Regions from separate parts of the Homo sapiens genome. Here region 1 is linked to region 2. Evidence: chromatin loops called from intact Hi-C (ENCODE). Cell type or tissue: HepG2. All regions are shown on one strand. Each heading gives the region's core, and the rest is flanking DNA. Links, peaks and the distances in the headings are about the cores only.

The links. Hi-C counts contacts between places; a loop is a spot of excess contacts. Peaks named below come from ENCODE experiments on the same cell type or tissue, not always from the same donor. Only the 100,000 strongest peaks of a DNase experiment are listed, where the experiment ranks them.
Region 1: it touches region 2 in a loop (5-fold over the local background); 2 of 110 quality-filtered maps call a loop at or near these places.

The regions. Positions count from the first base shown.
Region 1 is chr5:56,460,889-56,469,230 of GRCh38, forward strand. LINC01948 (long intergenic non-protein coding RNA 1948) reads right to left here. Exons shown (of 5, transcript NR_104664.1): 2 at 6,824-6,924; 3 at 4,099-4,179; 4 at 3,121-3,228. Among named protein-coding and RNA genes, the nearest start is that of LINC01948, 17 kb to the right of the region's middle. In HepG2, for the core only: no CTCF peak of the experiment used is centred there; DNase peaks (open chromatin) are centred at 4,293 and 5,023.
Region 2 is chr5:55,931,577-55,939,918 of GRCh38, forward strand. IL6ST (interleukin 6 cytokine family signal transducer) reads right to left here. Exons shown (of 17, transcript NM_002184.4): 17 at 3,519-8,342. Among named protein-coding and RNA genes, the nearest start is that of IL6ST, 59 kb to the right of the region's middle. In HepG2, for the core only: a CTCF peak has its summit at 4,725 (motif pointing right); DNase peaks (open chromatin) are centred at 2,675 and 4,725; H3K4me3 peaks cover 323 bases.

The sequences.
Region 1 (8,342 bases), core at 172-8,171, 530 kb after region 2:
CTGAACTCTCGGGAAAGCAACTAGACAACCACTGACTGCAACATATTAGACTCAGAGTGTGGACAATTAGAGACAGAAAGTTTCAACTTTATGAATATTCAACAGGAACCAATGAAATTGTTTTTGGAACGCTCCCATTTACAACTTCCAGCCCATTCCACAGTTATCTTCCTTCCAAAACATCTGATATGGGAGTCTTCCACTTCCTTTCCCAAAGAATGCTGGATGTGTGCTAAGTTTTCCATCTCAACCATGTAAATCAATAACTTTTGCTCCCTGTTTCTTAACTGAGAGAGATATTAACATCTGTGACTGAGAAAGTACTCAGTTTATTGAAGGGTTTTAACCTTTATAATAATTATAGTAATAGGAACATTTATAATTAACTGAAGTAAGTAAATTTTTCAACTTAGGAAAGAACAGTTAAAAGTTGGGCACCTTTCCTTTTTTTAACTTGAAAGAGTTTTGATACATGTTATTCGCTATCTCATTATAATTTTGACATATAGCCTTGTCAATGGGTAGAGAGAAGTACTATTTATTTGAAAGCATGTGAAGCTCAAAGTGATTAAATGATTTAGTAATGTTGCAATGCCTTCTTGTTAGCCATGTTTATGGTTATTATTCTATGCTACTACATCTTTTCAAAAGACAAAAACTTACAAAAATTTAGAAAATCACTCATTGTTTCATAACTTAAAAAGAAAAACACTCAACCAAAATCACTCATTGTTTCACAACTTATAAAAGAAAAAGACTCAACCAAACAAAGATAAATAAGGACATAATTTGGCGGGAAAGTGTGGGTTTAACTGTCAGAGCTATGTAACTAAAGGGATGCTTCAGGAAATTTACCTGGCCCTCTGAACCTCATTTTCTCATCCATAAAATGGGTATAATAATATCTACCAGGCAAAATTGTTGTGGGAATTGGGAATAAAATACACAATGTCCCTGGAATACGGTGGACCCACCACAAATGGTAGTTATTCACATTTTGGAGTGAACGGCATTAAGGCATCAGGCGTTTGGATTTTACATATGATTAAAAATATTTATTATACATTATGTTCTATTATAAACATTTGTCTCTTTATAGACTTACATTGCCTAATAAAAAGTGCATATAACATTTCCCATGTAAATAATTCCTATTACCAGACATATAGGTAGTTTCCTATCTTTACTCTTACAGATAACATTGTGATGAAAATCTTTATGCATGGTTGGGCGCGGTGGCTCACACCTGTAATCCCAGCACTTTGGGAGGCTGAGGCAGGTGGATCACCTGAGGTCAGGGGTTCAAGACCAGCCTGGACAACATGGTGAAACCGTGTCTCTACTAAAAATACAAAAATTAGCCAGGTGTGGTGGCACACACCTATAATCCCAGCTACTCAGGAGGCTGAGGCAGGAGAATTGCTTGAACCCAGGAGGCAGAGGTTGCGGTGAGCCAAGATGGAGCCATGTACTCCAGCCTGGGCAATAAGAGTGAAACTGTCTCAAAAAAGAAAAAAAAGAAAAGAAAATCTTTATGCATAAAGCTTCATCCACATTGAATCCTCAGGATCAGTTTCCTGAAGTAAAATTTCTGGGTCAAAGGGAATGAAGCGTCTAAAGGCCCATGATTTTTGGGGCCAAACTGCTTTATAGAGAGATTCTGCCGATTCTCATGAGCATCAGCAGTCGGGGGAGGGTCTTCTCACCTCACTCTCACTAGTCTCTGTTTCTGTCATTCCAGAAGTCTGTGCAAATGTGATTGCAAAAAGAGCATCTCCTTTGTTCTGATTTACATTTCCTTGGTTGCTGGTGAGGATGACTCCAAATATTTAAGTTTAATTACTAATTAATTATTCTTTTTTCCCCCATTTTTGGGGTCTCATTTTTTTTCCCCATAGATTTGTATGAGTTCCTTATTTATATGAACAATGTTAACCTTGCTGAGGTACCCAGCCACCTAAATCAAATGGGCAGGATGGGCCGGGAGAAATAAGGCAGAAATGACTGTAGAGGAACCAGTATAGGGGCCATTGGTGACATACTGGGCTCTCAGTAAAACTGAGCCCCATGATTTCCTCAAACTCTCTGAAGGTATAGAGCACTCAGAAAGTGAAAAAAGGGGAAGAGAGTCACATCACTAATATTTGTTGAATATTAAATATGACTATTTAATCTCTTATGTGCCACATATGTACTGTGCAATGATTACCTGTGCCAGTCTTTGTTCTAAATGCTGGGGATATTATAATGAAGATATGGGATGGGGTCTCCACTTTCATGGAGCTTATTTATCAAATGTTTCTTGAATGTCAGGCAGATTTTTAGAGGCCTTCTAATCCATCACCTCAAGAACTCTATGTGATATTGTTATTTCCTTTTTTCGGATAAGAAAACTGAGCCTCAGTTGGGTTGGTTTAGAGCAGAGATCAAGCAGTTTAGTACTGGAGTCAGGATCTGAACTCAGGCACTCAGGCTCCAGAGCCCACAAGTTTCACTATCCTAATAAATAAGATAAAAGCTTAAGTACAGACAGTCTTTGCTTTGCACCTTAGTGCAGGATTGTAAGAATGACCTTGCAGGCTGGGTATGGTGGCTCACACCTGTAATCCCAGCATTTGGAGAGGCCCAGGAGGGCAACTCATCACTTGAGTCCAGGAGTTCGAGACCAGCCTGAGCAAGATGGTGAAAGCCCGTCTCTACAAAAAATACAAAAATTAGCTGGACATGGTGGCATTCACCTGTAGTCCTAGCTACTCAGGAGGCCGAGGTGGGAGGATTGCTTGAGCCCAACATGTCAAGGCTGCAGTGAGCTGTGATGGCACCACTGTACTCCAGCCTGAGCGACAGAGTGAGACCTTGTCAAAACAACAACATCAACAACAACAACAACAACAAACAACAAAAAACACCAAAAGACCATGCAGAAACCTCACAAAGAAATAATCATAATGGTCCCATAACCTTTAGAAATATTTGTCAAAACATTAAAAACTCTCTCATTATCGGTTATAAATGTATAAAGAAATGAAAAAAATGGTAAAACAAATATTTATTTAGCATACTGTAATTTTACAGATTAGAAATGTTGAGAATTGTGTTATTTCTTTGTAAAAAACTTACCAAGAGTAGTCTGAGAAGTGCATTCTGTATTCTTTCATGAAATGCTCAGTCAAGTGCAGCCACAAGAGGAGACAGAGGAGAAGCTCAGGAAAACAACACTCACAGGTCCTAGAGACAGGAGACAAACCACACCAGGCAGGGCCACGTGGGGTAGCCTCAGGGTGGTCAGGAGGCAGAAAGCAGGGGTACAGGGAAAGCCGAGGCTACAGCCTTTATTGGGGTTTCCCAGCAGGGCAAGGGCAGTTTAGGACTGGCTAGTTTGAATCATTTCAGCAGGCACTTAACTATACGGGTGGTCTTTAGTTGCCTGGTTCCTGGCCTTTGGTTGACTAAGGCAGAGGAAAAATGTTGCCTCCTGAGGTGCAGGGGCCACATAGAGGAGAGATGGCTCTAGGTTGGGCAGTTTGCGTATCAAAGGCACACTCCCAGCTGAGCCCTTTGCTGTGTCTAAGGATTGGCCAGCCCTGGGAGGGGCAGTCAGACAGGTTTTTAAGATATTAAAACATCATAACATACAGAAAATAAAAAAGATAAATAATACACAGTGTTATCTTTTTGTCATACAACTTACAGTATAGAAAAATATATTTTCTATGCCCTGGTAAATTGTTACTCTCCTTTCTAAATTTGAGTGAGCACCCAACATTTAATCTTTTTCACTTTTAATTCATGAATTAACTCTGAGAGTTCCTTTAATGTGATTTTTAAAATGTAAATTTTAATTTTTTTTTTTTTTTTTTGCTGGCGTCACTTCCTCTGGGATATCTTGCTCCTTGTCCTCACTTTCCTCATTTATGTCAATAAGGTCACCTTCGCCAAGTTCCTCTGGCTGCCTATGTAAAGTCTAGGATGCCTGAGTGTTGACATCCCAATCTCAGCTATATCTTCTCACCTCCATTTATGTTGGATTTGAATCTCACTCCCTGCGTTCTCATTTTTCATTTCTTTGCTTCACTTTCATTTTTGCTGGCCACTTACCTCCATTGATTGTCCATTTGTGTAAGATGGCACATGGGTCATCACAGGAAGACAAGGAAGCACAGCGACATACTTTGCTGTCTGTGTGTGAACCAATAACAGGGTGTGGTGACCATCACTGGCAGACTTTGAAAGAAGTGATGTGAGTGGTCACTGACTGATCATAGTGCTCATATTTACAAAAGTGATGTGTGTCCTGAAGAGCTAGCAGTGAAGTCTGTGCTTCATGCAGGAACTGACAGTTCATAGACCATGGTGAATGAAATCTGAACCTTGCCCTTGCGGGGACTGCATCTACTTAACTAAACTGACTAAAGGGTCATGATTGAAATTCAAACATATTGGAAGCCCAATATGTTTGCAGTATGTTTCCCATATTGGCAAAGGAAGAACTATCTGCTTCTCGGTACTGAATCTTGCACAACTATAACAAGGAAATGATAGCACATTTTAAAGACGACGACATGGATTTTATTTTGTCAAGTTGTTTTTTTCCATTGTGTAAACTAGCAGGGTGTGGCCACAGCAAGCACTATTGTTTAATCATTCAGTTGAAAACTCAGCCCACACATCTCTCCTCACCCAGTGGACCTGCTCTTTTAGGATAATTCCATCTAGCTCACAAAGCCGTACTGAAGATATTTCCTGTCTTCATGCAAAACACTTCCATCATCTCCCTGCCCAGGGGAGGAAATGGAAAGAGAACGCTTATCCATCACAACAGGATATAGAGCTGTGGACCTGATTCTACCCCACGTCTCTGATTTAATGTGCAGTCCGAACCCAGGCACAAATCTAAGCAATACACCATATGTGCAGGCCCCAGGGGAAATCAGAACAAGCCTGAAGGAAGTTAGGCGAGAGAGCAAGCCCAGAGACAATGTATATTCTTTGCTACACATTCCATTTCCTTTGGGCCTGGATTCCATGGGTTTCTCTGTATGTATCAGTGTGCATGTATGCTTGGAATGTATCAGTACATGTATGTATCAGTGTGCATGTATGCTTGGAAGATTGGTTTATGAAGGGCACAGAAGTCTGCATCTGATTCATCCTGGTGCATACGTGATTGCAAAAGTGAGAAGAGGAATATCAGGAGGAGGAGGTGCATGAAAAGGGGAGAGTGAGGTTCTGGCAGGATCATTCAGAACGCACACTAAGGCCAATATGTTCAGAAAGGAGTGTGTAGTAAGGAGAAGAGTGTCTTAGTTTGGGTTTCCCAGAAGTTGGTCCTGAATACAGGAAGTTAATTTGGGGAGTAATCCCAGTAAGACCAGGAGAGTGCAGAAATGAACCAAGGACGACAGGGAAGCAGACAGGATATGACAGGGACAGGTTATGAATGCGGACACTTGGGGCTCAGTCACCCTGGAGACCTCTGTGTGGCGATTCAGAACATGCTGCCAAGTTGTCTCACCCAAGGGATGAGAAAGCCGAGGTATTTACACACCAAATCCCATCCTGGTTGAGGGCTGCTTGCTGTCGATTGCCTTTTCAGCCCTTATGGCCAAGCCTGCATATGCAGAGCACACTCTCAGGAGGCCAGGGGGAGCCTAGAGGCAGACTCACAAATTCTTACAGTACAAGGCCATCTGGAGTGCACAAAATGGGAAGTAGCCACAGGTACTGGTAGGGCACCAACAGGGCCTGCTATTAGGTTCTGAATGTGGTCTGGGCACTGCTGTAAGCACTTTGCATGTGTTAACGTGTGAGATGCTCACAACAAGCCTACAAGATAGGTCTTGTTATCACCATTTTATAGATGTGGCACAGAGAGGTTAAGTCACTTGCCCAGGCTCACAGGCTCTATGGAGCCTTAGCATATGTGTTACAGCACATTGGCAATGCCCTCCGCAACGCATGCTTTTATCTTCTCTCTTTCCTTGTTTTCCCGCAAACTCTCCTAGGTTTTTAAGGCTTATGATAACTGAAGAGCATTTGTTGGTGCTAGGTACTTTACATGAGCAGGATCCCCAACAACATAGGGTACCAGCCACCCCTGGACAGTACACCTGAGCTTATATAGAAGGAAGTACAGTTCTCTTATTTAAGTCACTGTGCTTGGGAATCTCGTCATCACCATGAACACACAGGGTAATGTTGGAGTTCTAAGCACGGCTCTGGGACACCAAACACAGAAGGAGATATGTGGACCCAGCCCTGCTGCAGCAGTGAGACCTTATACAGGAGGGGCTGAGTCAGTGTCTGAAGACATGCATCCCACCCCGTCCTGAGTGCTTCTTCTCTTGCTTTGATTAAAGGAGGACTCAGCCTCTTGTAGATTTCCGTTCCTTGTGGAGGGAGCTGATACAAGAGACAACATGATTGAGTCTTCTTTGGCTCCCCCACGAGTCACTGCTTGAGCCTGCCTCACCAAACCAGTCCTGAGGTCTCAGTGCACAGAGCTGTCAGCAAACCTCCCGCTCCCTGTTTGTGTTGGCTTTTGTCACTGTGCCATGGAGGTGTTGGCTAAAGCTGTTTACTGGCTTAATTTAAAAACACCTCGAGGTGTTCTTAAAATTCTGCTTTGAGCAGCAATATGGACAGAATGGCAATGAAGTCAGAAAGCAATGAAGATAAATAGAATATAACCAAACAAAATTATCATAAAATCACATGGAGTAGCTTAAGGGAACTTTTGAAAAAGTAGATTATTTAAATATAATATTACACACATATATCTACACATACATAGACACACATATATGTATATGTATGCACATACCTGTATAATTTCAGGAGATCTTATTGTCTTCATGGAGCTCATTTATTCATACCATAGAGGTCAGGCCATGTTCTAGGCTAAGTGCAACTCTGAAGCACGTTCTTCCAGACCAAAAGAACAGAACAAAGCACAGAAGACTTAAAATATTAGTTTTATATGCATGAAAAATAATGGCATCAAAAATCAGACTCCTATGGCAAAAGCCACCAACATGAGCTTTCTTGATTATTTTTATGGGGCCAGGAACCATTTGATAGCGGAATGTGGGTAAAACCAGGCGATATGAAGTGAGGAGCTAAAAATCGGCTTACGTAGCATTGTCAGTTGCCTAAACTGAATGTCAAGAGAAAAACCTTAGAAAACTGCTTGTCCAATCTCCAGGAAACAAAGGCTCAAAGAGGAGAAGCTCATGGAGCTATTTGGTGGCAGGGTGACAGCTAAAAGTCAGCTCTCCTGTCTTCAACTCTGCACAACACTTCACGGCTTCCCTCGTTCAGTGTTCTTAATTTGTCACAGTGCACTGCAACACGACATTGAGGGAAATTCCTAAAACTTACAATCCCTCCTTCTTCCTCACCCTATTTCCTAGAGTCATGCCACATAGCCACTTTCCCTACCCAACCCTGGCCACAGGTCCTGGCCGGCTGTCTTGGCTCTATGCAGGTAAGGGTTAGTCAGAGGGGAAAGTGAAGAGGGAAGTCAGGAGAGGAGTGGGGTAAGATTCTCTCTGCAAGCGGAGAGGCTCAATTAACAATGACAGAAGAAGAATTCCAGCACTGTCTCCCTTCCGCAGCCCAAGAATAACATCCAGGAGTCAACACCTCTGCCTCCCACATGCTAACACACAGTCTCTTTGTCTTGTGTTGAACCTTTAAGCACTCCAGAACCCAACTTCTATGTTTTCTCTCTCTCAAGGGTTGAATGGATTTAATAAGCATTTCTAAAAGTCACCTGAGAGTAGGCTTGTGAACCAAGGCAGATGTAAGCTCTCTGGGTTTTGCTCTTTCTTTGAGGTGACTCTATAGAAGAGAAACTCACTGGAACCAAGGTACTAACATTCTTCAGCCTCTAAGTAGGCACAAATTCTCTCATCAGAGGGATCTATAGAAAGCCAATATTGATGGGGCATGAGTTCCTTCTGTCTAGAAAATAAAGACCTTACTCCTGATTGAGCTGGTGGGGAGAGGGCAGGAATGTACAAAGTCTGAGATACAACATTATGTTGGTTAACAGCACCCATTCCCAACTCTCACTCCAGCAGCATTACTTAATGTAATATTTGTTCATTGCTTAAATTATTATTATAGCTTCAGAAAACGCCACGAGTGTATGATCATGATTATTATCTGGTTGTGGTTCTAGCTTACAACGTAAAAATGTAATCACATGGAATAAGAACCCTCAAAAGACAAGAAATGGAGGAAATTAACATGTTACACATCAGCATTGGTCTTTGTCTGTTTTTTATTAAGTATGTTCCCAAAGCACTTCATAGGGGAAACTAAAGACACGTGGAATG
Region 2 (8,342 bases), core at 32-8,031:
CAGGCTAATTCTTGTATTTTTAGTAGAGACGGGGTTTCACCATGTTGGCCAGGCTGGTCTCAAATTCCTGACCTCAAGTGATCTGCCCACTTTGGCCTCCGAAAGTGCTGGGATTACAGGCGTGAGCCTCTGTGCTTGGCCTCTCTTCGTTATTTAAACACAAAAGTTCTGTTTGCGAAAGACCCATTCACTAAAATGACCTCATCCAATGTTAATTTTTAATTTTGAGAATCACACGGAGATCACCAGAAGGAACTGGCATAAAAGGAGACAAGGGATTTAGTCATTATTCCTGGGATATGATCTCAATATTAACTAGGTTAGATTTCAGTGTAAAGTTTTTTAAAGACCATTTTAAAAAGCAAAATGGTAACAGGTTACATTACTGGGATGGGGGGAAAGTCTCTTAAGATAAAAGTGGATACTTAAGGCTTGAATACTGTTTTCCACGACAGCATTGTCTGCTGTCTCTCACACAACTAGATGGAAATGTTAGGAACGAGCTCCCAAAACCTGTGCCTATGATTCACAAAGGGGATCTGGTAATGACGAGGAAGGACCTCAGTGTCCAATTGCAAGTGAAGAGTTGCATGGAACTATCTTCATAAAGTACGAGTGAACAAAATCAATTCTATATTTCTGCATTGTTCCACATCATCTTATTTAAAATATGGATCATAGGCAGACATCTGACTATTTAATCAACATCTGTAAAGCTCACACAGTTAAGCTGTCCAAAAACTTTTCTTGGGATCTTCTCGTTGAGGAATTGGGGGATTGTTTTATACTGGGAGCTGCCTGGTGTTTGGCCAGGGGTTGGTCGTAGCCTGGTTTGTAGGGCCTGAGCCTACTTGCACTTTCTGATGTGTTCTTAAGGCGGAGCCTGATCCTGGTTCACTCCGTCTTCCTCACTAGACAGTAACTTCCCAAAGGGCAGGGCCGTCCTTTTATAACCCACAAACCCAGCGTTTTCTCCTGTGCTGTTGGAAAGTTTGCTGGCCCCTCTTCTCTGGACCTCATTTTCCTCGTCCAGGATGAGGAGTTTGGATAAAATGATTTAATAAGGATCCATCTGACTTTAATTTTCTCTAAATTTTTGCTTTTGGATTGAGTATATATTTTGCTTCAAATGAAAGCTCTTGCCAAGGCACGGTGGTTCAGAGATGTAATCACAGCACTTTGGAAGGCCAAGGATGGAAGATAGCTTGAAGCCAGGCATTTGAGACCAGCCTGGCCAACAAAGTGAGCCCGTGTCTACAAAAAAGAAAAAAGAAAAATTAGCCGGGCATGGCAGTGCTGCCTGTAGTCTGAGCTACTTGAGAGGCTGAGGTGGGAGGATTGCTTGAGCCTGGGCAACAGAGCAAGACTCTCTCTCTCTTGGTTGGGGGAAGCTCTTGCCTGTAGCCAGGGTGGGATGGGAATCAGGAAATGATCCCAGGTTTGAGATGCGAAGGAGGCAGATTCCTGACTGCCTATGGCACTGTGCAACTCTGGATTAGAAGAAACCTGAGACACATTTTAAACATTTTTTAAAATTAAAAATAACTTGTTTATTCACCCACTTACCTGTTCATATAAGCAAGCTCTGCCAAACACCGAGCACTATGCTGGGCCAGGAGAGGACTGAGCTGGGGCCCTCTCTCCAGAGGCCCAGCAGTAGGTGCCAGGATATAGAAGGCCCTTAACTCAGGGGGAAGGAGAGAGAAGAATGGAAGATTTCCCTCAAGAGGGTATCTATTTGAGTTGATTTTTGGTGAACCAGTAAGAATTTCCCAGCTTAACAGGGACTGGGGACTGGAGAACATTCTAGGGGAGGAAATCATGTGCATGGGCTAGGTTAGAAGAAACTCAGTATGTTCTGGAAACTATAAAGTGTGCAGCTGGGGGGTTGGAAAGGTCCAGCGAGGCCCCAAAAGGACAGAAAGCAAATGTGGGGAATGAGGTCAGCACAGCGGGGCAGCAGCAGGCAGCCCCTCTGGGAGTGGCAGGAGATGGAGAGGAGTGGCTGGCGGCACCGTGAAGGTGAGGCAGGCTGGAACGGGTGCTCGCGCTAGGCAGCGGGCCCGGGGAAGTCTGTGGACAGAACCACCTGGGGTAGGACCGTGGTCTGAGCACCCAGGAAAAGCCCCTGCCGGAGATCCTCCTGTCACTAGTTGCCATGGGCTAGATTCCACCATTAGAGGAGTCTTTCTTTGGCCAAAAGAATGAGACTCCAGGGGTCGTGTGAGGGTGCATTCTCAGGAAAGTGGGACACATTGACCTCTTTTGCAGGGGTTGCTCTATAGGGTCAGAGCAAATGTATGTGCTAGTAGGGGTGGGGAGCCAGCCTCGGAGTAAACCTTGAGGGCATAAGGAGAAGTACTGCTCTGGGCTCGAGGCTCAGTTAGGACACTTCAAGGTAGGCAATTGCAGGGGGCTGCTTGAGGGCACAAGGTGCCCCATATTCACAAATAAGGGTGGTGGGGAGGGAGATGAGGGGAAGAGAAACTCAGAAGAGTTTGAAGGGCCTGGGAAGCAGGTGTGCATTCTCCTTAAGCTAGCCTGGGCATGACGTCATCAAGAATTTTGCTTAAGTGGTTGGGTACAATTGGTGTACACATCAAAGAATGCGGACTTTGGATCAGGTTGGAGTTGGAACTCCACTGTTTGTCAACCACATGACCCCGGGCAAGTTATTCAACCTCTTGGAGGCTGCATTTGTAAATGGTGCTGGTATTTACCTCATAAGTTTCTAGGATTTCATAACCCACAGTAAACACTTCATAGATGGCATATATTTGCTCACCTTTGGACACCCTGCTCCGGCATGTGGCCCCCAGCAGGTGATCAGAAAGGTCTGCCGGTTCATTTGAAGAGGAGCGGCCCCTCACCCCCAGCAGCAATGTCTAGTCTCGATTCTGACCGTGGCAGTTAAAAGTTTCTTGGAGGTCCTTTCCTAGGCACTGATGCTGGCTGGGTAGCCCTGGTGTTCGTATGTCTAGATTGAACAACTGGCAAAATCCACACTGACTTTGACCTGAAGAGTGGCTGACTTTTCATTCTCAGAACGCTTATGCAGAATTATGGTTTCTATTGTCAGAATCTCAGTGCCTTTTTATTTAAATATTCCCCTTCATGCCATTCCTTTAAAAGCATTATCCCTCTCATAAAGCTTATAGAGCCTATTTCCAAGAATTTTCTATAAATTCATTTAAAAGCTATCATTAGTCAACAGGCTGCTTCTGACTACAGGCAAGACTGCAGGGAAAACCTTTTCCTACGGGGAAGGGACCCAGATGTATACTTAATAGTTGTGTCTTGGACCTGTTACTAAGTGAAGATTGTTCTAGGAAAGTAGGCCTGGACTGAGGTATTAGATTTCTAATCAACAGGCTGGTCTCATTCAGAGTTTGAACCAGCACTCTGGGGGAGAAACCACTTGTGGCCGTTGAATTACTCTGGCTAGCCTGTCTCAGAAAGACCATCCACAGCCAGGGCTAATGAGACAGTTGAAGAAAGAGAAATACTTTACCTGAGGGTTTTGGTTTTTTTTTGGCTTTTATTTTTGTGTGTGTGGATTACCACCATATAGCTCACCATGTTATCCCAGAAAGACTACAATTTCATACAGAATGCACAGATGTTTAAATAAAAAGCCATTTAAGTGAGGGGATAATTCTCACTAAAAAAAGCTCAAAAATAAGAAATGACAATTCTAGATACACTTTTTTGACATGTAAAATGACATAACCATAGTCACAGGGAATAAAGAATCAGGTTTGAATGTCCACAGGTTTCTAAAACTAAGCTCTGGCTTCGTATCTGTTGAAAATCTTTAGCGGTTGGGGAAAATAGCTATATTTAAAAACAAATATTGAATTTTGAGTTGAAAGGTACATTTTCCTCCCTTGATGGAGACAGAACTTTTCTATGGAGAACCCAAGCAGCCTTTCCATGATCTTACTAAGTTGTCCAAGAGCCAACCCCGATCAGCAGCAACAGGACTCAAGCTGTTCACCCTGCTTTCGAGTTGGCTGAGCTTCCTGCTGCTTTCACACATTCTTCTTTTTCTACCTCAGTTCCTCTTTGCTTGTAGTCTTTCACTCCATTAACTTGCCCAAGCACTGGACTTAAGTATGGAAGAGCCTATACGCAGTTGTAATATATTTCGTATTTTGAAAGTGTAGAAGTTTGTATTAATTTAAAAAGAAAAAGCTTAAATGGAAAGTTAAGCAATCCTGAACAAGAAAACTCTCTCACTGCCTTTGGGCTAGAGAAAGAGTATGCTCTCAAGGAGTTACATAATCTTTTCCAAAGCAGGATGGACTGTATCTATCATACACATTAGGATAAGATGAGCCACCACACCTTAAAGAAATCAGGCTTGAGCCTATACAAGCCATAACCAAATAGAAGATTTTAAACAAAGGAGCACATAGCCCAAAGCTGACATGTTATTTCTATAAACTCTGGTATATATGTGAAGGAGTTACTGTTGGCTGGCTTGTGGGTTTTTTGACTCACTACATTTTTTTAGACAAAATCACAATGTGAAGGCACATTAATAGTTGAGATTTTCTTTTCCTTCCAGGTGGACTTGCTGACTGATTAGTTTCATATACTACTTAGTAACCTCAAGAAGTAGCAGGAGGATGCCATGTATCAATCTTGAACTTCAAGTCTCACTGCAACAAGGATGGAGACTCCAGCAGAGTGCAGGGTGGGCACAGACAGGCCACAAGATGGCGCAGCACCTCCATACTTGGGCTCTTGACAACCAAGTAGGTTTTTTTTTTTTTTTTTTTTTTTAATGTCCACTAGGAGGGAGGATGCTACGATTTCAGACCTCAGCTATTAAATAGTAAATCTGGAAAACTAGTGGATAAATTTGCCATCTCCATTCTATGTTATTAAGACCAAGATAGTGTACTGGTTTTCTTTTAAATCACATTCCATTATGTCATTTAAAATGTCACAAAACCCACACGAAGCATCTCATTTACACTAAGATGCTTATTTAGCTAACACCACTAATGATAAATGCTGTTACAAATATGCATAGTCAGATGATAGTAACCACATACAGAAAAAAAATTTGAACAAGTATTTATTTCTTAAAATTTACTTAAGGGATTAGAGCTAATATATAATAGAACATTTAATATAACATTTGGAGTTATGTCAACATAAAAATAGCTGTGGTTACAATTAGCACATGCAATTCACTGCAAAGGTAAAAATACATGCTATACTCTAGACAAGCCTTCCAAATGAAGTTAGAGTAGATGGGGTAAAACAGCAAGTGAACATGAAAGGATTGCACTTAGAAGAAAGTGGGACATAGCTAGGATATAAAAGAAACATACCTAATGCTAGTCAGTCACTGCATTGTCCTACTAGCAAATTGCACATTTATTTTTAGAGTATATTCAATACACATACATATTGAGACTAGAGAATTTTCAAATATCTACCTTTGAAATATCCCTTTGTTTCTAACACATCACATTATGGTATTAATGTAACAGCACTTAAAACCTGTAGTTATCATTCAAAGCTTGTGTTCAAGAGATAAAAGAACATCATTCAGACAAAGCCTGTGTTCAAGAAATAAAAAAAACATCTATCACTATCGGCCTTAAATGCATCTCATCACACGACCCATCAACTTTAATGAAATGGGTAATGAAGTTAAACTAACCAGTTTGTACAAACTATTGACTGAGAAAAAGCCCTTAAAAATTTAGGAACAAATGAGCAACAGAAGAGCTCACCCTGAGCTGCCACCTTTTAATTTTTAATGCAATGTATATGAGAATATCATGCTAATGCACATACTAGTAGCATGTATGATGGAAAAAAATAGGTTAATGCAAAAGATAATACGCTTGGCTTTGTAAAGTTTTGTTTTGACTTACATCATCTGAATTCTGTTTATCGAGTCTGAAAAGGAACTGCTGCCAAGGACCAGTCCAAAGAAGAATTAGGCTGTAAGACTGCTAGTTCATACCTTCTTTGAAATCAATGACAATGTCCAATTTTAGGCTAATCCTAAAACACTTGCCATTTTATGACTCCATATTCTTTTAATTTACAGAAAAGTACAAATTTTTTAGAAAGTAATCTTATCAGCACAATATAATCTAACAATACCTGTAATAGAAAGCTATCCCAGTAAATTTTTTTTGAACAATTGAACTTTTGTCTTATGCAGCTTATAACTTTGTTATTTTATTCATCTCAACAAAATAAAACTTTATTGAAACAAAAGTGTATGGTTTAGGAATATGCTCTTAATAACAACTGAGCAAAATTAGAATGATGTGGACTATAACAGAATGAAGGAAGATCTCTCCTGCTTGATGTACTTGGTCAATATATGTTAGTAAACAGAAATATTTTAGGGAATTCTATGATTATTCTACTTCTACATTTACATGTCATGGTTTTAACTAGTTAAATGGGTAGAAAAAAGACATCTTTAATAATTGATTTCTATTTCTCAAACTAGATGCTCTACTTTAAATATGAGCTTTAATGAATGTTTTGTAACATTTTAAAGTTGTAACATTTCTAAGTATACTCCACTAACTTCACAATAAGAGCTAGGGTCACTGGATGACTTCATGTGGTAAAATCCCTTATCAAGGAATAAGGCTGAAATTTAAATGAACAATTAGGTAGAGAAGAGGTATGAACACAGAACATGTGAATGAAATTTGCTTTTTTTCCTTGCTGCTGTTCCCGAGTGCCGACTGATCCATAGTAAAAAAGGACAAGATTAAAATTTTAGGTTTTAATGGTACAAAGTGTGAAGTTTTATAGTTTTCTAATAATTATTCAGTATTATCCCTTTCAGAGATGAGGGTAGGATACCACAGACATCAGTAACTGACAAGTTATAATATCAACACATGTAACATTTGGGTCATTATTTTATAACCCTAAAGGGAGCAACTGCAGGTGCAGAAGCAGTGAGTGAACTAGTTTTGTCCAGACAAGGTTTTCTGATGTGCTATTACTTTAAACACCACTTTTGGACACTAAAGATTTAAAGTGATAAAGCCACTAACTAACTTTATTAGACTAGTTTTTACATAAATAACCAGATTTCTTTGCCTACCTAAAGTACAATTTACATGCATCAACACATAGATTATTCTAAGACATGCTTGGGAAAGTAATTTTGAATGTAAAAAGTTTTATAATTTATTTTCTCCTTAGGGCAGGTGTACATTACATATTAGTGCTCAAATATATGTTCATTTCCAGAATGAATTTTTGCACAGTAATCATATATCCATTTAATATGTATAAAGTGTTCTTGGGGATGGGGGTATATTCACTCACTGTACCATGTTTTATACAGGCTTCAACATGCAAATTTGTTTATATCATGGCCTTCAATGATCCTCCATTCTCATTCCTGTAGATTAAGAGTTCATATTGTATATCTGACCCTGAAATGTACAAACTTCACACTACAACATTCTTCATGACACTATTTGTTATGAGGAAAGTTGCAGCTAAATATTAGTCATGTGACTTAAATTTTGAGAAAATGGAAAATGTAATAGGTATAAATTTCCTGACACATACAGCAAGACAAATCCAGCCCAGCCTTTGATGATCAACTTAAAAGCTGGAGATGTCATTATCTTGTTGTGTAAATTTGGGTCTATCCCTACCTTTACTTCTCTGTGCCTGATTTTCCTCATCTACTTTGAATTCGTCATTCTATTAATCTACTTTTGCCTAAAGTGGGAAACTGAATATATCAGAATGAAACATCTATTTTTTTCATAAAGAAGATCATATAATATGTGAAAGAACTTTGAAAGGATGAGGCATTATATAAATGCAAGAATATAAAAGATAAACAGGAAGTCTAATGTGAACAATATTCTGAGAGTAAAAAGTGTAATTATATTTCCATTGTAAATGTATACCAAGTTTTCTTAGCTTTCTATTCTCCAATAACCTCTAGAAACTATTCTAAGCATGCCTGGTTTCTGTAACTTAAATATGGCATAAAAACCTGTTTCCTTTGAATTCACTTGATAGCAGTAGTCAATCACTAATAACGCTTGCTAATTTCCTCTTACTTTCTAAGAAAACCCCTATATTTAGCATCTGCTTCCATATCGCACGTGGTGGTTAGGGGACAGCATAAGTACACTAGCGGCTTTAGCACTAAACTCGAGGCCTGGGTCACTTCTCCCTTGAAGAAAAAAGGTTTTAAAAATTCCTAAATCACAATGTAGAACTAAGTTCCACCCTACCTCAGAACTGCAGACATTAAAATACCATCTCTTTATTAAGTGTCTCTACAATAATGATATTTGCTAAGAACAAGATGTACA